Regions from separate parts of the Homo sapiens genome. Here all the other regions are linked to region 1. The links are chromatin loops, found by intact Hi-C in ENCODE. Cell type or tissue: heart left ventricle. All regions are shown on one strand. Each heading gives the region's core, and the rest is flanking DNA. Links, peaks and the distances in the headings are about the cores only.

Region 1 (8,004 bases), core at 1,237-6,236:
CTAAATCTCTTGCCCCATAACACGTCGCTTCACTGAGAAGTTGCCTTCTTGAGTTGATCCCTGCTGCCACTGGCCATTTCAGATAACTCCACTCACCAAAGACCAACTTACCTGTCAGCCCTTGAAGATATCTGCAGACACCTGGTGGTGCCCAAGACCTACTGAAAAAATTATTTTTTCTGGTTCCTGATGTGCTTTCATCCCAAACCCAGTTCCACCTGAGTCTGGGATCTTGCTCTGAAACTGCTACTGACCCCTTTGGATTGGTTCCTGTACACTGAGCCCTTATGATATCCAGAACTGCTGGCATTGGAAGCCAATGCTTGCAATCCTAGTGTAGTTTTCCACTACTACTCTGTGCTTTCTCTCTTCCTATTAAAGTATTTTTGATGAATACAAAAATGTCATTTTGTAGCAAAAATGTTATAAGGTCACAAAACATAAAAGTGTCCAAAAACCTGAGAATATTTATATTTATAGTGAACTCCTCGATAAATATTTATTATTTTCTAAGATGACCCCACACCAAAAATAAAATGTGGTGTTATTTAAGAAGACAGAAAAATGTGTAACAACACTTAGACGCTGGCTGAAATTGAATTAAAATTCTCATCGAAACAGTTCTTGGGACTTAAAGTGTTCAGCATTAGTTTTTTAGAAGATATACCTTACCCTCGTCAATAGGCTCTTGGAAACTGAGACTTTAAGCTCAACCACTTACACTGAAACCAATTTTCCCATGGGTTAATTGATATAAATAAGAATTAAATTTCTATGATTTATTTCTGGTCACAAAAACATCACCGACTTGTAAATAAAGGCCAACGCATGTCCATATTAAACATGAAAATAAATGTGAGCTATGCATATGTTTAAGAAAGATAAACAAAAACAAGTAAGAGAATTATTTACCCACTAATTTCAGTTTAGGTTCATGACTGGCCAGAACCTGTCCTGGAAACAGGGCTCAGGATGGAAAGCAGCCCTGGACAGGACACCCTCCCATTGCGGGGCATACTCACACACACCCCCACACGCACTCACACTAGGACCACGCAGACACACCAATCCCCACCTCAGGTGCACATCTTTGGGATGTGGAGGGAAACCGAAGTACCCGGAGAAAACCCACGCAGACGTGGGAGAACATGCAGACTCCACAGAGACAGTGGTCCTGATGAGGAATTGATTTTTTTTTTCTCATCAATATTATAATAAACAAAATGACATTATTCAAGGACCTGCTGTACTTGGTCTTTTCGGAGTTGGCAATGCCTCTCTCTCTTGTTGCTCAGTGCCTCTCACAGGGCTGGAAGAGCCTCTGTGCCCTGACATTGGCTGTGTTGCTGTCAGGACAGCCTGTCTAACCCCAGCCCAGTCCCCTCATGGAGAGGGGAATTTAGAAGGTTTGTTTTTCTATAACAGGAAAAATAGAAAACGTCTTGTTTCTGCTACCAAGCAGCAAACACCTCTCAGACCTCTTACCTACCCTTGCATCAAATTATTTGAGCTTCTAATAAACCACAGCGTCTGAATTCCTAAACCCCCATAAAACAAAACAATTGTACAAAAAGGACAGGAGTTGAAAGAAATAGATGGCACCCGATGAAGTCATGTGTCTTTCCCAGCCCCCTCCTACTCTGTTGGTTTTCAAATAGTTCTTTTCACTTGTTCACTCCATATGGAGGAAGATATAAAAGCCTTCCTTGATGCCACGGAGAAAGGCTGGCTCTGAAAATCCCAGATCCGAAACCTGATTGGCAGCTATGGAAAAGTCCAGCACTCTCTAGGAGAGCAGGCGAGTGCCTCACCGTGAGGCCTGGCTGGGTGATGAGGCCAGTCCTGGGGTCTTTGCTCTGACAACACCTTGCTGAGCTGTTCTGGGCAAATCTCTTAACTTCTCTGGGTGCTCTCAGAATTCTTATTTATGCAATGAAATAACCTCTATGGGTCCTTTCCAGGATCATGATGTGAAGGAAAAGGTGGAATATTGGGCTGCATTTGTGGTGCTCTGCCAGTGCAGGTGAGGAGTGTGTGAGCATCCTAGGAGTGCATCCAGGTAGTTAGGAGGGAGAGGACAACACATAGTCTCCTAGGTGCAGGCGGCGGGGGAAGTCCGGTGGACACCTGTGAAGCTAAGTTCCAGGACCTTCTGGGGGCTGTGGAGAGGAAGGGGACCTTCTCCAGAGGGGCCGTGTTGATTGACTCATTCTTCTCTGACTCCTCAGAAGCCAGTTCATTGCAGTAGAGGGGCTGTCCTGCAAGTCATATGCTTCTCCTCCTTGCCTTAACTACAGGAATTCCAAGATGTTTACACAAACTTCAAGGAGTGAACCAAGTTATTAAAAGAGTAGCAATTAGGGTGGCCCATCCCAGCAATTTAGTTTCCTGTCTAAGGAAGCATGAAGGGGGAGGGGTTTCCAGGGAGGGGAGAGGGAGGGAGCATTCTTGTCTCCTGATTGGACCGCCCCAGGATTTCCATTTCTGAACACAGACACAGAAGGAGGGAAGAAAGGTTGCCAGATGCCAGCTCCCAGCTCCCTGGAGGAGTTACTCGCCGCCACAGATGCTCCAGCAGCTGGTTGGGCCCCTCCTCAAAGTGTCTCTCCTGCTTCCTTCTTTTGGGGGATTCTGGCTCAGCTTTGAAAGCCTTTTGGCATCTTTTGCCTGCCTCCAAAAATTAAGCTGTGTTGGAAGCTGCCTGATAAATCACTCTTTGCACCGTGGCTGCCATGGGGCTTGCAGAGAGTGGCTGCCTAGTGATTTACCGCGGCTGTCTGAGAGGGCTTTTCCAAGCAGCCAGCGTAGACCAGGGAGTCATCTCTGGCAAAAGGAGCATTTTGTCTAGCTCAAATGGACACTACAGAGAGGAAGTGGGATTGCTTTGTTCAAAACTTGTTGGTCATCCATTCCTCAAGCCAGCCGGAATCTCCAAGTTCATTTCTTCCATGCAACTTGAGCTCAAGAAAAGAGGTCCAGAAAAGTGGTTTTTCATGACAGGCCTGCTGGAGCCTTTCCTAGGGGAAGGAGAACTTTCTGGTTCTGAACTGCAGTTACACAATGCTGGGCAGGCCCTCTGATTTGTGGTCATAGTTTCCCAGAACCCCAAGGGACCCATCCAGGAAAACGCCCATGTCCCCTCGCCTGCGTTGTCATCTGCTCCCTCCCAAGGGGATTTTGTTTCCTTGATTGTGTTCCATAGTGGCTGTTGGAAGTCAGGTGCCCTGGACGCAGCTTGGACAGGAACCATGTGGTGTGAGGACCTGAGCCTTGTGCATACGTGGCTTTTGCTTCTGGTTCTGGCTTGACAGTGTGACGAGTTAATTAACCTCTTTCACCTCTAAATCTTCATCTCCATTATCAGAATAATAAGCTCTTCCTTGAGAAATTGTTGTTTCGACGAAGCCTCATATAGTTAGCACAAAGTAGATGGAAGAGTAGATCCAAATAAAATATTTTTAAACAATATTTTGTTGCTTGTTTTCTGTTCTTGTTTTTGTGGGGTTTTTTTTTGTTTTTTGTCTTTTTCCCTACAAACAGGTTTTCAGCCTACCATTTAAATAGGAACCCAAAAGGAACCCTTCAAAAATATGGGAGTTATAATTTAGTACACACTTGCAAAAGATTTGAGTAGATACTTTCAGCTACATAAAACTCATAATGTAAGGGTTAATGGAGATGCTATTAGCAGTAGTACTTTGGGACAGGACATAGATCATTAAAAAAAAAAGTGGGTTTCTCATGGCAGAGAACATAGGTTTTTATTTCTGGGGTAAAAATTCTCCTTAGGAATGTGTAATGCTAAAAGGTAAATGACAGGCTATTTGAAAGAAGAGAAAAAAAATGTGTTTACTTTTGCCTCCCAATAATAGAGTATCTCTCGCCCTTCTGAGAAAAATGGGAATTAATTTTCTTTAAAAAATGCACTGCATTTATTCTGAAATACAGATCTTCTACCTCCCACTCCACATTTTCTTGCAATTCCTTGTTCATGCTGCTACTCCAAGGGCAAAGGAGCAAAGCACAGTTTTATTAACACAAAGTGAAAATTGTTCCTTTGTTTTCCTTTTCTGATGGGTCTGTGATTTGGTAAAGAGCAACATTAAGCGTGCCTAATTTCATGCCAAATCTAAAATCTCATCCCAGGGATTCATCTGAGATACTTATGCTTCTCGATACTACTTAGAAATTTTGCGTGAAAGAAGGGGGAAGAGGTAAAGCTATTTATTATTATTATTTTTGAAGTTGTCTATCTTTACAGACAATAGCAGGCTGAGGTTCTTCCATCTGTGTCCCACACCCTCATACACCCACACCCCGCCCCTCACCCCAAACATACATACCTCTTGTCCATTCCCTAGGTAAGCTGACATCCTCTGTTTTCCCCTTTCCTCTGGGAAGAGTTCTCATACTGTAGTGTCTATATGAATCACATTAGGATATTGCCAAAATGCAGAACCTGATCAGTAGGTCTGGGGAAAGGGCTGAGATTCTAAGTGTCTAACAAACGCCCAGCTTAGGCCAGTGTGGATGGTCCATGGACCACACTTTGAGTATCAAAAGTATAGGGGACAGGACACTAGAATTCAAGAGACAAACATATTCTTTGGATTTTGTTACAAACAGCCTGTGTGACTCTAAGGAATCCTTTCTTACGTGTAGGTTTCTGGCTTGCCCATTTAGAAATTGAGGGAACTGAACCAGCTAACTTCTAAAATCTTTCTGATGTTGCTATTTGTTTTACTTGATTTTAGATTCTTACAACTTCTAGTCCATACAACAGCTCCATCCAAGAAAAAAGAACAAAACAAACCTCAAGTTTATGACGTAAAAACAGTGTGAGAACACATTAAGGGAAGCAAAGAACAGAGACTCCTTTCTCCAATACTGGAAGTCCTGCCTACCGCATGGTTACATTAAAATCGCTCATTTCCCAAAATAAGGCATATGAATGGCCAAGAAGAAAAAGAAAAAAAAAATGCCCAACATCACTAATCAGCAGAGAAATGCAAATTATAACCATGATGAAATATTACCTGTTAGAATGTCTTTCATCAAAAAGACCAGAAACAACCAGTGTTGGTGAGGATGTGGAGAAAAGAGGACCCTTATATACGGTTGGTAAGAATGTCAATCAGTACAGCCATTGTGGAAAACAGAATGGAATTTCCTCAAAAAGCTAAATATACAACTATCATGTGATCCAGCAATCCCCTTTTTGGGTATACAGCCAAATAAAATGAAATCAATATGATTGAGAGATATTTACACTCCCATGTTCATTGTAGCACTATTCACACTAACCAAAATATGGAATCAACCTCAGTGTCCATCAGTGGATGAATATGGAATGGGAAAGCTTCCCCTGTCCCCCTCACACGGCATGTGGCTCGCTTCTTCAGTGCCTTGCTGCTCAAACCTCTCGGGGAGCATACAGAGGGGCAGGCTTTGGGGATCCGGCACCACGGCAGCGTCTAGGGGCGAATATCATAGCTCCCAGTGGGTGTGGGTTACAGGGTGCTCTTTTAGTTTCGCTCTTTGTTTGCCATCTATAGGTGGCTTGTGTTAACCAGCTCAGTTAGACCCTCTACCTTGTTACAAGGACAGAGGGCTTTCTGTATCCTGAGTTCTTGCCTTGGTGTACTGGAACAATTAGATCACACGTGGGCTTGGAGAATGAGTGCAAGGTTTTATTGAGCGGAGGTAGCTCTTAGCAGATGGGGGAAGTCAAGAGGGGATGGAGTGGGAAGGTTTTCCCCTGGAGTCAGGCGCTCAGCGGCCTGGGCTCTCCCTCTGACTGCCCCAGGCAAACTCTGCGTCATTCTGCTGGTTGGTGGCCTGCCGGGATGCTGGTGCCTGTCGGTGTGTGTGTTCCTCTGGATGTCCAGCTGCCTGCCTATTCCTCTGCTGATGTGCTTCTCTCCATATCCATGTCTGCCTGCTGGGGTCTCAGGGGGTTTTATGGGCACAGGATGGGGGCATGGCAGGACAGGGTAGTCTTGGGAAATGCAACATTTGGGTAGGGAATGCCTGTCCTTACCTAGGTCCGTGAGAGTGAAGCCCTAGCCAAGGACCATGCCCTCCTCTATCCAGCACTTCCCTTCCCCACTTCCATATTATTTAAAGGGACCATGTTCTTCCCTTCCCAGCACTTCCTTATCAAATAAATAAAGAAAATATGGTGTGTGTGGGCCTGGCACGGTGGCTCACGCCTGTAATCCCAGCACTTTGGGAGGCTGAGGCGGGCGGATCACGAGGTCAGGAGATGAAGACCATCCTGGCTAACACGGTGAAACCCCGTCTCTACTAAAAAATACAAAAAAATTAGCCGGGCATGGTGGCAGGCGCCTGTAGTCCCAGCTACTAGGGAGGCTGAGGCAGGAGAATGGCGTGAACCCGGGAGGCGGAGCTTGCAGTGAGCCGAGATCAGGCCACTGTACTCCAGCCTGGGCAACACAGCGAGACTCCGTCTCAAAAAAAAAAAAAAAAAAAAAATTGAATGAATGAATGAATTCGGTGAAAGAATGCATATAAAATAAAGGAAAATATGGAAGAGTTAATGTGAAGTGGAAGGTATGAAAGAAGAAAGCCAAAGAAAAAAAGAAACCCTAAGCATTAGTAACAACAACAGCATAATAAAATTACCTTTCCGTATTTATGAACATACTTGCATTCATGCATGTACTCTGAAAAATGTCAATAATGAATGGAAACCCTCAGGCATGTAATAGGTGTTCTGTAAAAGTCACTTGCTTTACCCTTCATTTCCATGTTATCTTGGATTTGCAAAAGAGTGACTTATTGGTAATACTGGCGCTGGAATACCTGTCTCTGCATTCTCCCCGTATTGCTACCACTGAGGTGTGGGGCCTTAGGCGAGTAACTTCCATCCCCTGGGCTTTCACTTTTTATCCTCAAAGTACAGCTAATGGCACTGACCTTGGTACCCACTCAGGTTTTCTTGCGAAACAACCAAGATGGTACGGCCCTCCTCTCCCTCTGTTACTCTTCTCTTAGATTCCTGATCCACTTTCTACCGCCTGCTGTGCTTACAAATGCAAATGGTTACTTCACATTCAAGCGAATGTGCATCAATATGCAATGACACCATCTGCCTGATCTGTCTGTGAAGCATCTTCACAGTCCGAGCAGGGACTGTGTCTAATCTTTGAATTGTCGACGCTTAGCCAAGGACCTGGTTCAGGGTGGGGGCCCACAAATGTGTGCTAAATAAAAGTGTTTTGCACAGTATAAAAAGCTCTATGCATGTGCAGCCCAGATGTCATTTGGAGTCATCTTACTTGTCTGGGGTTTAGGTGAATTTGGCTCAAACACCCAGTCTCATAACTTGTATGAGTACAGACTCCTGAGGACAATTCTGAGAATTCCAGTCTTTCTTCTTATGTTCACCTTCATTTCTCCAGTATTACACGTACCTTCTTGGATCTGTGTCCCCAAACTGGGTCCAATATTCTACCCCTTAAATAATTTTCATTAAAAAAAAATTCACTTGAACTAATCCTATTCTGTGTCCAGCCAATGTTTCTCAGGAGTCAGTGTCTCATCACCTTGCATGGCTTTTGAAATTCTTGCAGGCACCACCTCTCCCACTGGACAGCCTTCTAATCCCAGTGTTCTCAGCATTTGACATTCTGACTCTATCTTTCTCCCAGGAAGTGTCTACCTCTTGCCAGGCCCTTGTGCCTCCCTACCAATCTAGAAATTCCAGCTAATAAACTTTTCTTAAGCCCCGATGCAAGTATATCAAATCATGATGATGCTCTTTTCACAGTTGTATAGTAACCTTAACAGCATTCCAAACACTGCTTTAGATATAGTAGGTATGTTACTACACTTAGTTCTTATGGATGCAGGGAGATTTGCATAAATAATACAGACCTGACATGCTACATTAAGTGCCATCACAGAGGCAAATGAAGTACTATCTATCTAAAGCCAACAAGCACTAACCCTTGGGAGCAACACTTATCAGCGAACTCATTA
Region 2 (6,501 bases), core at 1,502-6,501, 93 kb before region 1:
TTGGGGAAGGCTGGCGAGCCTCCTGTTCCCCAGGGTGGATCAGTGATCTCTCTCCCATAGCACTCCCTTTCCTCATCAGAGCTCATCTCCTGCTGTATTCTGATGGCCCGTGTGTGCATCTGTAGACTGTCCTTGTCCCCTGCTGGGGGCTTCCTGGGGACATAGGCTGTCTCATGTTCACTGCTTCTGGAACAGGTTGGGCCTTGCTATTTGTTGACGGAATGTCTCCTTTTTTGAGTGGGAGCAGCTCAGATTGGATTCTAATGACAGAAAGAGAGAGGCAGGGGTAAGTAGAGTATTGGTGTCTAGGTCATTGCCTGGAATCAGTGGGAGCCCAGAAAACGTATACATCCCCTATGGAGACACCTTTTCAAAGAGAGCTATTTCCAAAGTTTCCCATCAAGTGAGAAATTTACCCATCATTTCCCTTTTAATTTAATGATTTATGCAGAAGTGACATTTATTTAAGACATTGTTTTCAGTGTCTATGGCAGGCTGTAATTTTATTCATGAAGGGCTTTTCTAATCACGGTTAGAAAGGGGAGAGCTTCCTCCAGGTTCCATGCTTATAAGTAGACTAAATAGTAGGTATTCTTCAGCAGGATTTCTTGCTGGGCTGCTTACTGCTTGTACTTAGTAACTAGTTGATGGGCTAGTGTGGGTCCTCAAGCAAACCAAGCAGAGGCACAGTGGTCAGATTTTTTTATTACTCCATTTAGCCCTATGGTCTTAGCCTGCCTTCTCTGAAATCATGAGAAGAGACAATATATTAATATGTTAAGTGCCCAGCACAGTGCCTGGTGCACTGCAGCTACTTGAATACATAGCCGTCATTATTGCTATTGGGCATCCTCTGATGTCATTGAGCCTCATAACCCAACAGCCCGGAGATTCAATTATTTATTTAACAAATACCTATTGAGCATCTATTATGTGCCAGGCACTATTCTTGGTGCTGGGGACACTACAGAGCCCAGTGAGAGAGAAACCCTGTTCTCATGAGACCTACATTTCAATGAAATAATATCTAGGGCCCACCATGTGTTTTACTCATAACATGTGATTCACCAATTTAATTCTAATTAGCTACTGTATTTAAATTAATCAATTTAAACCCAGTGAGTAAGATACTCTTATTTTCACCATTTTACAGATAAGAAAATTGATCCTCAGAGTCTAATGGCCAACCAGTGGCAGACCTGGGGTTGGTACCCAGGCCCCTGGCTCCAGAGCCCAAGCTTTCAAATACTAGGTTGTCTCCAGGAAATAGACAACAGGTAAAATACCGTCTCTTATGCCCAACCCTGAGAAAGAATTTTCTCACGCAGTTAGGCAACAGGTGTGCACCAGGAGGACCTGACTAGCCAGGGTCAAAACTCAGCTCACGACTCAGTTTTCCTGAGCAGTCATGGATTGGGCCACCAATGAGCCAACCCTGCGGGCAGTCCTACGTCCTGTTGTTCCATTCTGTGGGTTTTTTTTGTTTTGTTTTGTTTTTGTTTTTCCCCAGGGAACTATACAATGGGCTTCATTTCTTTTTCTATCCTCCATGCCTAGCACTGGACTTAGCAGTACTTAGGAATGTGTGACCATTGATGCCATGGATATACAAATAGCCCCTTATGTCCCGTGGCGTGAATATCATAAGAAAAATCAACTAGCCATATTGACAGTGGAATGCAGTGGATGGAAACTCATTTTCAATGTTGTTTTCTACTCAATACTCTTGGGAGTTTCTCTAAATCATGAAACCGAGTCCAGGCTATTTGAAATTTCTTTGGACTCTAGACATTGCCATGCATAAGAAGAGTCTTGCCTAGATGCCGTGAACTCCAGATAGAATGTTGGAGTTGGGGAGTCTTAGATATGGGGGTCATTCTATCTCGCAAACATTTATTAAGCACCTACTCTGTCCTACGGTGCTAGGTGTTGATGGTACAGGAATCAGTACAAGAGAGTCCTTGCCTAATGGATGTAATCATTATTCAATAGTTATTTAGCTGTAAGCATTATTTAACAGTTCCAACAGTGGAGTACGGTGTGGAGAATGGTCACCTCCGGGAGGTGATGACCTCCTGCACGAGGTTGGCTTGAGTGCTGTAGTAGGGATGGGGAGGTCCCAGAAGGCATGAGTCAAGCCAGAGGCACAAAGAGCCGTGTGTAGGGAGGGCTGTGCTGCTGGAGGGTCCCCTGTGCCAGGACAGAGATGAGGCTGAGTCCAGGGCCTGAAAGACACACCCCTCACCTCCAACTTGACCTGAAGCCCAGAAGGAACCATTGAAAGGTTTTTCTGGATGGCAGGGATGGGTTTGTGATTCCGGAAGTACATGTGAAAGATGAACTGGGTAAAGCAGCCGGGCATGGGTTCTAGGAAGAAGTGGCTCAAACTGAGACTGTGGCAGTGGGATTGAAGAATTGGGGGCAACAAGTGGGGGTTTAAACCCGACACTTTTATCTTTACAAACAATGAGGAGGAGAGTGGGCTTACTCAAGGTTTCAAATGTGTTCATGGCACAGCCAAGTGCAGGACCCAGGTTTTTCGACTTGATCTCATTCATTACGTGCCTACGCGCACATCTCCACAAGCCTGTGTGGGGCTCCCTGTCAAGTGCAGCGTCCCTGTCTGGCCCTGCGAGTGGGTGCAGAGATGCACTCACAGGCCTCCCTGAACTCTGTGAACTCCCACCCCACACCTGGAACAAGACTGGGAAAATTCTGGACCCCGAAGCACTCCTAAGCCACCGGGCAGGGCAGCAACACCATCGCTGGGTGCCCCTGGCCAGCACTGAGCCTGCGGAAGCTTTGCGGAGAGGCCAATCCACTGATATGGGGGAGGAGGGATTCTTCAGGAGCCATGGCTGAAAGTCTCAATGCAGGGAGTGAATGGAGCATTGATGAGGAATTCCTGTCAGCATGGCTTCCTCTTTCTTGGGTTTCCCTTTCTGTTCCTATGGCGACAGGATGGACTTCCTCTGTGAAGCCCTGGCGGCCTGCAGGCTGTGCTTGTGTGGTGTCTGCATGGGGGCGTGGGAAGGTGTTCGGGTACAATGAGACTCCCCTGTTCATCCAGGCACCATGGATGGGAGTCGGGCAGGAATGTGCACCTGCATGCGGACAGGGCAGGGATTCCGTCGTGGCCGGGTAGATGGCACTGCAGAAAACCCCTGAGTATTTGAGTCAGATTGGGTTTCCCATCCCAACTGTGCTATTTCCAAGCAAGTTCCTTCATCTGTCTCTAAGCTGCTGTAGTCTCCTGCATCAAATCGGTGTGGGCACACCCACCTTCCAGATTGTGTGGTGTTGTAAGGTCACAAGAGGCATATTCTCTCCCTATAGACATCTCTCCCTCCACCACGATGCCCTGAGATGCTTCCCCCGTGGCTCACCTGTTGCTCTCCCTGCTAATTTGTGGGCCATTTGAGGTAGGAGTTGGGGTGGTTCACTGACTCTCCAAGACTTGGTGCAGAGGTGGCTCTCAGAGGTGACTGTTGGAAAAGTCTGTGCATACATGAACCAGAATTAAGTGAACGACAATTTATTTGGCATCGTTTAGTGGCCTGTGACGTTCTAATGCAGCTGCCAGGCCGGCATGATGGTGCCAATGGTGCCAGGTGGTCCTTCCCAGGCCCTTGGTAGCAGCCGCCCCGGGCGGGACCCTGGCTTTCACAGCTGGACTGGCTGCCCAGAGGACTTTTTCAGTAACAGTCAGGGCAAGGTCAGATCTGGCAGCAGCTGACCTTTTCACTTGACCCTTAAGCCTATCTGGACCGCCTGACTGGACGGCCTTCAGTGACTTCTCTGGATTTCACTGACCTTAGGCCACCGGACTTCCCATCCCTGCCAGGCCCACTTTGTCTGGCTGAACTCCCAGCTCAGCCCCACCCTGGCCCACCCTGTCCTGATCTCTTCCTGCCAAGGGCCCACAGTGCTGTTTAAAGATTGGAAAATACGGCATGATTTGCTTGTGGATACTATTTTTGATCTTGTGGATTGAGCACTAAACTTGGAGTTAAAAACCGGGGTTTGAATCCCAGCTCTGTCACTGGCTTGCGAGGTGGCCTTGGACAAGTCACATCTACTTTCTGTTACCTCAGTTTCTTCATCCGGTAAATGGGCAGGTCTAGTCACCTGTATCTACCTCATGAGCTATAGCAGTTAGCTGTGAATGGGATGGTTTTGTACCAGATCTAGTGCTGAATAAACTGCACCAGATTTGCCTCCATCATCTCAGGGTCTCCCTTTAAAAGTTTTTCTTTCTTTGGCCCTAAGTAAATCAGTGATTTTAGTACCAGAATGTATTTTGGAAAGGACAATGGCGTTAGAGTCCAGATGTAGATTCAGAGCTCAGCTTGTTCAGTTTCTCTGTGTATGGCCTAGGGCATTTAATTCCCTGTGCCTCAGCTTCCTTATATATTAGGTAGCATGCATATATCATACTTGTCTTTTACTTTGTTTTGAGAAATAAGGATGCAAGCTGTAGTAATCTCAGCATCTTATAGATGCTTCACACATAGTTTCTATTATTGTTACTATAATTATTATTAGGATATCATATGGTGTGTTGTAATCACTAGAGCTTAAGAATTAAAGGAAACTTTAAAATCTGGAATTCTGAAGCTAGACGAGCCCTTTTCAGGCCCTGTAGCTATTTGTTCTTATTTTACAGAAGGGAAACTGAGGCCAAAAGAACCAGGGGCCACACTGGTAGTTCAACTTAGTGGCGCAAGGGAGCTCTGGAGCCTGTGCTGAGAGTGGATGGGGGTGGGGGGAGAATCGGGGCTTTCAGTGCCGACCTGTGCTGTTCCACAGATGCTGGGAGAGGAACCACACCCTGCTGCTTTTGGCTTCCTCACCTGGCACCGGGATCCGGTGACACAAGGCCTGGCACTGGGCTGGGCCGTCATTGAGTACACAGGCTGCCCACGTGTAAGCCTTGTTCATTCAGCAGGTTGAGAGCAAAGCAGGCTGTTCTCTTCCTATGCCAGGCACAGTTTGCAAAAGGCCTGCAGGGATCCAGCTTCTCTGGCCAAACCAATCCTGCCCCAGGCTGGTGGCTGGCAGGGAGATGTCTCTTCCCCTGAGAAGTTACTGGAGATAACCATTGTCATTTACAGCGTTTTAGGCACAAAAATTGCCACCACCCTCCACCCCTTGTCTCTTTGGGAAATGTTTATTCTTCTCGGACTGTTTCTGGTACCACCACTTCCAGGAAGCATATCCTGATTACTGTAGTCAGAACTGAATAAAGTGAGGGGACTGGGCTGGGCACAGAGCTGGGGAAAAGCATTCCAGCCCGCGGGAGGAACAAGTGCAAAAGACCCAGGAAGGAACGAGAATTCACATCTACGGCCGTATGCTGGGGACTTGCATTTCGTGCTTCCTCACCTATCTTCTCCACTAGGCTTTTGGGTTGAGGGTAGGTGCAAAGGTTCATTCTTAATAATAAGATCGATCATTATTGTTGCCCCCAGTTTTTTGCAGATCTACCATGCTAGGCTCCTCGGTAGATACCGTACTTGCATTATTACAGTTAATTCTCACAAAAACTGAGAAGGTGGGTGTTACTTGTCATGTCTGTCTCCCCAGTGCCTAGTTGGGGAACTCAAGCAGAGTAAATGCTCGGTAAATGTCTTTTACATGCCTGCATGACTAGTGGGACATTTGAATTACTAGGTCCACAGATGCTTCTGTTGGTTTTTATGGAAATCAGCTCCTTTGCCTGGAAAATTCATAATGCCCAGACTGTGAGGGGACATGAGCCATTGCAAGACTGTTCATTCATTTCTGCTCCCATTTCTGACATGTGCTAGAGCCCCACCAGGGACTCCCCATACACATTCTTGAGACCGTGACTGGCAGCCCTCTTTCCCAGAGGAGGGAGCCAAGGCCCAAAGACCTTCAGCAGCCTCCCTGCAGTTACACAGCAAGTCCACAGTGACCAGAGCTGACACTCACCCCCGCCTGTCAGACCTCCCTCCATTCCTCTCGCGTGGTATGCATCCTGAAAGGTCCTCGTTGAAAGACGTAATCCAGACCAGTTGCCTTGACCCTTGCCTAGAAGTTTTGTAAACAAGTTCACAGTGTTCTGAGAAGGAAGCAAGGTCAAAAGAATGACCTACCAAGGCCAGCAAGCCTGCATTTCCTCCCCATCCTTTCTCCCGGCTTCTCTTTTCTTTTGCCCCTCTCCTGCCTGGGATGCAGATTCTCCCCTAGAGAAAGAGCAGGCTCCTGCCCCAAGGATTGGCTGTCCCCTGACACTGGGGAAGCACACGTACAGCGCACCTTGATGGAGCCTAGTGAACTGAGCAACCCTGGTGTGGTTTCCTCCGCCAGCTGCTTGAGTAGGTGGGGTCAGGCCTAAGGAAGGTGAGCACCCAGCCACTGCCTTGCCTTGCCAGCCGTAGGAGCCTACTCAGACTCTCTGAGCATTAGGCTCATTGTCCATGAGAAAAGGAATCATAGTACCTGCCTTGGAAATGGATCTCCTAAACTTTAAAGAGA
Region 3 (6,501 bases), core at 1,502-6,501, 100 kb before region 1:
ACAAAGGTGCCCCCTTCGGCTGAGCCCAGGGGCCCAGCGCAGGGAAGGAGTTTACAAAGACCTTTCTTCTGCCTGGAGCCTTGAAAGGAGGGTTGGGGTGGAAATCAAAGCCTGAGCACTTTCTGGTGAATAGTGAATGCTTTGGGTCTTTCTCTCTGGTCTTGGTCTCTCTCCCCATCTCTAGACTTCCCTGTCTGCTCATCCCCTCTCTTCCGTGCCCCCCTGAACAACACCTTTGCCTGTAAGGTTAAGAGGCTCCCGTTTGGAGCCCTAGGGATCCGCAGTGGTAATACCACTGCGATGGACACTTCGGTTTCCTTTTTTGTCTTTAACCCTGAACAGTGACTGGTTTATGTATATGTGTGTCTGTGTATCTTTGTGTGCACCCACCGGGCCCCAGACAAGTGGATGAGGGGCGAAATAGTTGCGAAAAAGAAAATAACTATAATAGAGCATACTACTACCCAGAATTGGACCTAGATCAAGGATTCTTTGTCACTTAATTTTAGATTTGCTGACTGTTTTTTTTTTTTTTTGAGGGGGTAAGGGGAGAGTGGGGGACCCATTCTGCCTTTGAAATGGTCACTGGGCACGGTTGTGCTGCAAATAACACATCGCGCTTTTGCCATTCACCACAGACTACTTTGCGGACTTGCCTTATTTCCTAGTGGACTGGAGTATTTCATTGCAAAATTTGGGTTTAGTGGAGATCTCCAGTCAGTTTTGCGATTGTTCAGTTCAGCCCTTAGGGGGAAATCGGAGACTCTTTAAATGTTGCCCTTTGCTTGTACTGAGCATTTGGTATTTTGCATCTTCTCTAAGTTATTGAGACCCAGAGCAACTGTGCCCAGTTAACCAAAATTCAGTAGCTGGATTGAATTCTCAGAAGTCTGCAAGGTTGCACAATAGGATAGTCATCCTTTGAAATGAATGAATTCCACAGAACTGCCACTCTTGTATGAAATATGCACAATCACCCAGCAGTGAATATTTTCATTCCTTTTGCTCAACTTCAGTACAGCATTTTAATATTTTTCAAAGGCTGGAGATGCTTTTAAGTATAGGGACTCTGCAGCCAAATTCTGCAGGGGCATCTGGCTGTTACTTCTTTGTTTAAAATCAGAGGTGACTCTGGCCTCTGCTCATTCTTTCTCCAGATTTTGCAAGACATATTTCACTTTGGGCTGACCTTACAGTGTCATTTGCAGACTTGTGCTCTGGCCTCAAATTGGACTTAATCTGCTGGTTTAGTTATTGCAAAGATTGAATCAGCCCCTCACCAATTACAGTGTGGCTGCAAGTGGATTTAAGTGCAGTATCATTGTTCTGCTTGACAGAGGTCATCCCTTTAAGACACAGCAGCTTCTGTTTTCCTGACTTTTTACCATAGATGATGTGGGTGACTTCTTATGCAAGCATAGTTGTGTATCTCCGAAGAAGCTCCAAGAGAGTTTTATAAGGCTGCTTCTCTGAACTGCCCTGAGAGATATATATGCTGTGGTCTCTTAGCTTACTTTAAGGCTCAGTGAAATCTACACATTGAATCTAGTTCCTTTTGATGTCTTAGAATAGAAGGCTCATGTTTCCTAGCTGTGTGTTGACCAATGAAAAAATTCTTTGCAAAAACAGATCAAATGTAAAGATGCTATTTATTATAGGGGACTGCGTAGAGAATTCCATAGGACACTATTTGGAGGAATAGAGATTCCAGAGTCATTTAAACAAAATAATCAAGGCTGCTTATTGTCTCCATGTACCTACTTTTGCTAGATGAATGAAGGCACTTTAAGGAGTCTTTAACTGTATGTTTTCATGGAGATACTGGTAGCTACTGTGCAGATTGACATAATTACTATCTTGGCAGAATGGGTACTTTTTTTTTGCAAATGTTATTAATGATGGCCTAATCTTACTGCCTTATCTGAACTGTCACATTACATAACCAAGGCTCCAAATTAAACATGTAAAGAAGCTGGCACCAGGCTTGTGGCTTGATTTTGCACGTGAAGATGATGGTTTAAATACCAGTCCAAGCCCCTAAATGCCCCTGATAGCTACTAATAAAAGTTTGGCTCCTTCTCGTGTGGGAAAACATAAGTACTTATTTTATTTTTCATACTCTGTCCACCATCTTGGAATTTGGTCTCTTCTACAAAAGGTATGGCTACATTTGAAGCTGCCACAAATATGTTAGTTTTTTAAAAATTCTGTCTCCAGTTTTTCAGCAGTGGAGCAGGATAATAGGCTAAAAGTGCTGAGCAAAAGTCACCTTTTATGTTTTTGTAAATGCACCTGGAAACAGGAAGTAGATTATAAATAATCATAACTCTGTGAGCACTGGCGACAGAAGCTGCAACCTGGTATTTCAGAACACAGCATCTTCATTATATGATGCAGTGTTTACGTTAGCCACTGCAAAGCTTATTACTCCTCGAAATTTTTGAGGCTTCCCTGGGTTTCTGTTGCCTGCATTCAGGGTGTTAAAGTTGATTCAAGCATTTCAGATTCCTAATTGAACAGGCCTCTTAGGTCACTGCTCTTGGGTCATCATTTGACAGTATCAGTGTGTGATTTGTGGTCTCTGGAGATGTTGAAGTATTCTTTCTTAAATTCTAGGTTATAGTGGCAGCAGCTGTGCCGCTTTTCTGAGATGCCTCGTTATGGTTCATTCACAACATTACTGTTAACTTTGCTTCCTTGGCCGTGTTAGCAGCAACTCTTGAGGTTTTACATCCCTGTTTGACTCACAGATTTTGTTTCAATTTTTTGAAGCTTAGAGCAACTTAACTCATGGATTCTTAAATAGCAGTCTGTGGCTTTGGATGGGCTTCAGAAAGCCCGTGAATCCCCTTAAAATGAATCCGGTATCGTGCATGCATTTGAGAACGGGCATTGTCAGCTAAGAGGGAACAGAGCTTTTATCAGATTTTATGTGACATCAGGACCCAAAAAAGGTTAACACTGTTCTAAATCAACATCTTCATTTTATGAAGAGGAGGGAGGTCCAGTAACCCTAAGCTCTTTATCCATCTCATCCAGATTATTGGTGGCAGGGCCAGGATTAGTGCCTCAAGGTTGCCGACTTCCAGTCCAGCATATTTCCTACCACACTGCAAAATGATGATGAAAGAAAGTATGTCTAACTAGTGAAAAAGCGATTTAGGCAGCTAAATCATTGTGAACTGATAGCATGCAGTGTATTGTTAGGGCGTTCCTGCCTCAGATGCTTTCCAGCGAAGCTCACCCACGCATGCCCCTGGCTCACGCACACACTGAATAGATTCATCTTACCCACATCCCAGGCAGATAGAAAAACCACATTCCAGACCCAGGGACTTGTATTCCTGATTTAGTGGAGGTCTTGAAATGAATGAAAGCGCCTTTTATATAACCTCAAAAATTCTCTGTAGTGTTAATTGCTGTTAGGTCTGTTTCAAAAGGTATTGATGGTGCCTTTTCTTTTTAAGCAACCGCACAATGAGTTGGCATTTTGCAGGCTAATTTTGATTCATAGAAAATCATTGCATAACTGGTTCATTGAGTTAGATATCTGTGGAGGGAAGAGAGGAAGAAGCAAGGCTGCTTCCCTATTCAGAAGGATTCTATCATATTCCTACCTCTGCCACTGGGGGCTTGAGTTTTGGCTCATTCTCTGAGCCTCAGTTTCCATATCTGTAAAATGAAAGTATTGAATTAGAGACCACTGGGCAAAAGCTAGCTGTTTATTCTCTTAGTTGCTCATGTGTTGTATAATGCCTGTTTATGTGCATTTCTTTTTTTTTATTTTTGAAGGCAAATAAAGTGTTGTTGATGTCATTGAGGTGGATCACTTTCTCTCCAATTTTGCCTTAGTTCTATAAACACGCAATTGGGCTAGAGACAAAAGTAATGAAAATTATTATTTCTGTACTGCATTACGTTTTGCAAAGCACTATCACCTTCATTTTCTCATATAATCCTCCTAACACTGTGAGTCAAGTATCAGTTTCCCATGTTGTACGTAAAGATTTGGAGGCTCCGAGAGGTTAAGTGACTTGTTTAGTGCCACACAGCTGGTAGGAGGCAGGGCCAATGTGGTCTGGGTCCAAGTTCAGCATATTTTCTGTCATCTCAAAAGCCCATACCTGTGGGAGGTGCAGCATTATGTGTTTTGGTTGTACAAGAGGCACCTCTGACTTTGGTCTTACTGTTAATCCTGTCGTAGGTGTTTGATATCAGCTGCTACCAGGAATCCCTGGCACCGTGCTTTTGCCTGTCTGCTCATAGTAACATCAACCAAATCACTGAAATTATCCTGGGTGAGACCAAAGCCTATGTGTTCTTTGAGCGAAGCTATGGGGACATGCATTCCTTCGTCCGCACCTGCAAGAAGCTGAGAGAGGAGGAGGCAGCCAGACTGTTCTACCAGATTGCCTCGGCAGTGGCCCACTGCCATGACGGGGGGCTGGTGCTGCGGGACCTCAAGCTGCGGAAATTCATCTTTAAGGACGAAGAGAGGTAGGTCTCATCCTGTCCAGACCTGGGTACTGTGATGGACTGCTCCTAACAACAGCTTCCTAGAAAAGTCTTGAATGGACGTTTTTTTGCCGTCTGTGGTCCAGATGAGGGGAAGGAATCTTAGGAGGGCAAAAGGAAGTGAATATTGCAATTTTCAAGTGTTTGGGAAAACAAATAGCTACTATTCTAAAGGTGTCATCTGGTGCTCAAAGGACAGGTACCAGGATATTCTGTGACCCAATGAATATGTATGATTAGGTGTCTTGAATTCCGAAGGTGGCTGCAAACCTCTTTGACATTTTCAATGCCAGTAAAGGCAGGGCCTTGAAAATTCTACCCGCAGAACACTCAGCAGCCAGAATCAGTCATTTATAATTCATTCATCCATGCACTCATTCAGTAGCTCTTACCTAAGCTTATATTAGGTATTAGTCACAATTCTCAGTACTATTAATATCTAGATGAATTAGATAGCCAACGGACCTATAAAGGAAATGCTACCAGCTCAGAATAGAGGTCCGTGCTGGGTGGGATGAGAACTGGGGTGGTGGGGACATGTCAGTTCTCCCTAGGACTTGGAGAGTCAAGGAAGGTTTTACAGGAGGGGTGATTTTGGAGCCAAGACTCGAAAGATGACTGGATTTCAGGAAATGTGGGAAAGACCGCATTCCAGGTGAGGAAACTGCTGATGCAAATGCATGGCAGTGCAGAGGTCTTGGTTATTGGAGGAGACAGCTGGACAGGATGCAGGCAACTGGCTTATGCCGTTAACTCATTACCTTCTATTTAGCAGACTCTGCTGGGGCCCTGCTTTCTCTCCCAGCCGATTTTGATTACAAGAACTCCTTCAAGCCCTTTTTGTTCTTTTTAAGAATATGAGTTTAGAGGGACAGAGGCAACAAATCTGTATTCATTGCTCACCGTAGTTCCTGAATGAGGCCCCACATAATGTGGAGACCAGCTCATATCTTGATCTTTGCTTGTGAATGCCTTTACCTTTATTAACAAACTGAGAAGGGGCAGCTGTTGGAAGATTTAGAGTGTGGAACCACATTTACCTTTTCTCTTCCGCTCAGATGCCTCTGCCCCTGGAGCCTGGAGATGTTTCCCCTGGTTTTGCCTTCGATACCCTCTGTGATCTTGGATTGGTCCTTCGTCTGTTTCCACCCTCCCCCTACCAGCCTCATATTTCTCCTTCTGTTACCTTCTGTATGCTGTATTGGCTCTAAGGTCTTTTCAATTAATAATAAATTGGTGTATGTGCTTCTTTGAATATTCTCATTTAGAAGATGAATATATGTTGACCCCCAACGATACTGACAAAGGTATTCTCTCTACCCTTGTATGTTCCACCTTTCTTGGAGATTTAATAACTGCACCTACAAAAATAAGAGGTCATATTTGTTTACCTCTTACCATAAGGTTAAAGTTTAATTCTCTCTCCCTATTGAAGTGAATGTCATCATGTCCATTGTATAGACGAGAGCTCCAAAGTGCAACGTGGTGAAGTCCCAAAGTTACGGACAGGAAAGAGCAGAAGTAAGGCCACATTCACTAGTAAGTCAGCTCTCAAGAAATTCATTTGTCTGCCAGAGGGCATGGGGACAGCAAATGCCCTCTCTCGCAGGGATCTGTGTTTTTAAGTGTCGTCTTTGATTGTGTTTCCATAGGGAGGAACTCTCGGGCACCAACGAGTAGAAGGAATGGCCTATTCAGGGATAGGACCCCCATAGTGAATACATGTTTGTGCAAATGAGTAGAGCAGGGTGGAGGTCCCCAAGTCATAGAACATGGGAACAAAAGTGGACCCGGAGGTTGCATAGTCTGTGTGGCACTCTCTTGGTTTGCTGCCAGGAGGCAGAACTCCAGAGGTGAGAGCACGCCCCAGTGCACACAGCTAGCTAGGAGCCAGTGAAGCACAGCCAGGCCTCACCTGGGCTGTGGAGGGCTTTTACTCCCACCCAGCCTTTGCTTCTCCTTTATGAGTGTGTCATCACACGCCAA

Evidence for each region. Hi-C counts contacts between places; a loop is a spot of excess contacts. Peaks named below come from ENCODE experiments on the same cell type or tissue, not always from the same donor. Only the 100,000 strongest peaks of a DNase experiment are listed, where the experiment ranks them.
Region 2: it touches region 1 in a loop (3-fold over the local background); 22 of 110 quality-filtered maps call a loop at or near these places.
Region 3: it touches region 1 in a loop (4-fold over the local background); 30 of 110 quality-filtered maps call a loop at or near these places.

What each region holds. Positions count from the first base shown.
Region 1 is chr2:12,822,109-12,830,112 of GRCh38, forward strand. No RefSeq gene overlaps it. Among named protein-coding and RNA genes, the nearest start is that of MIR3125, 89 kb to the left of the region's middle. In heart left ventricle, for the core only: no CTCF peak of the experiment used is centred there; DNase peaks (open chromatin) are centred at 2,653 and 3,163; H3K27ac peaks cover 2,907 bases.
Region 2 is chr2:12,729,123-12,735,623 of GRCh38, forward strand. All of the region lies in intron 2 of TRIB2 (tribbles pseudokinase 2), which reads left to right. Among named protein-coding and RNA genes, the nearest start is that of MIR3125, 5.0 kb to the right of the region's middle. In heart left ventricle, for the core only: no CTCF peak of the experiment used is centred there; DNase peaks (open chromatin) are centred at 3,029, 3,639, 4,879 and 5,939; H3K27ac peaks cover 4,630 bases.
Region 3 is chr2:12,719,056-12,725,556 of GRCh38, forward strand. TRIB2 (tribbles pseudokinase 2) reads left to right here. Exons shown (of 3, transcript NM_021643.4): 2 at 4,205-4,497. Among named protein-coding and RNA genes, the nearest start is that of TRIB2, 5.4 kb to the left of the region's middle. RefSeq lists an enhancer at 1-347. In heart left ventricle, for the core only: a CTCF peak has its summit at 3,632; no DNase peak of the experiment used is centred there; H3K4me3 peaks cover 4,500 bases; H3K27ac peaks cover 4,794 bases.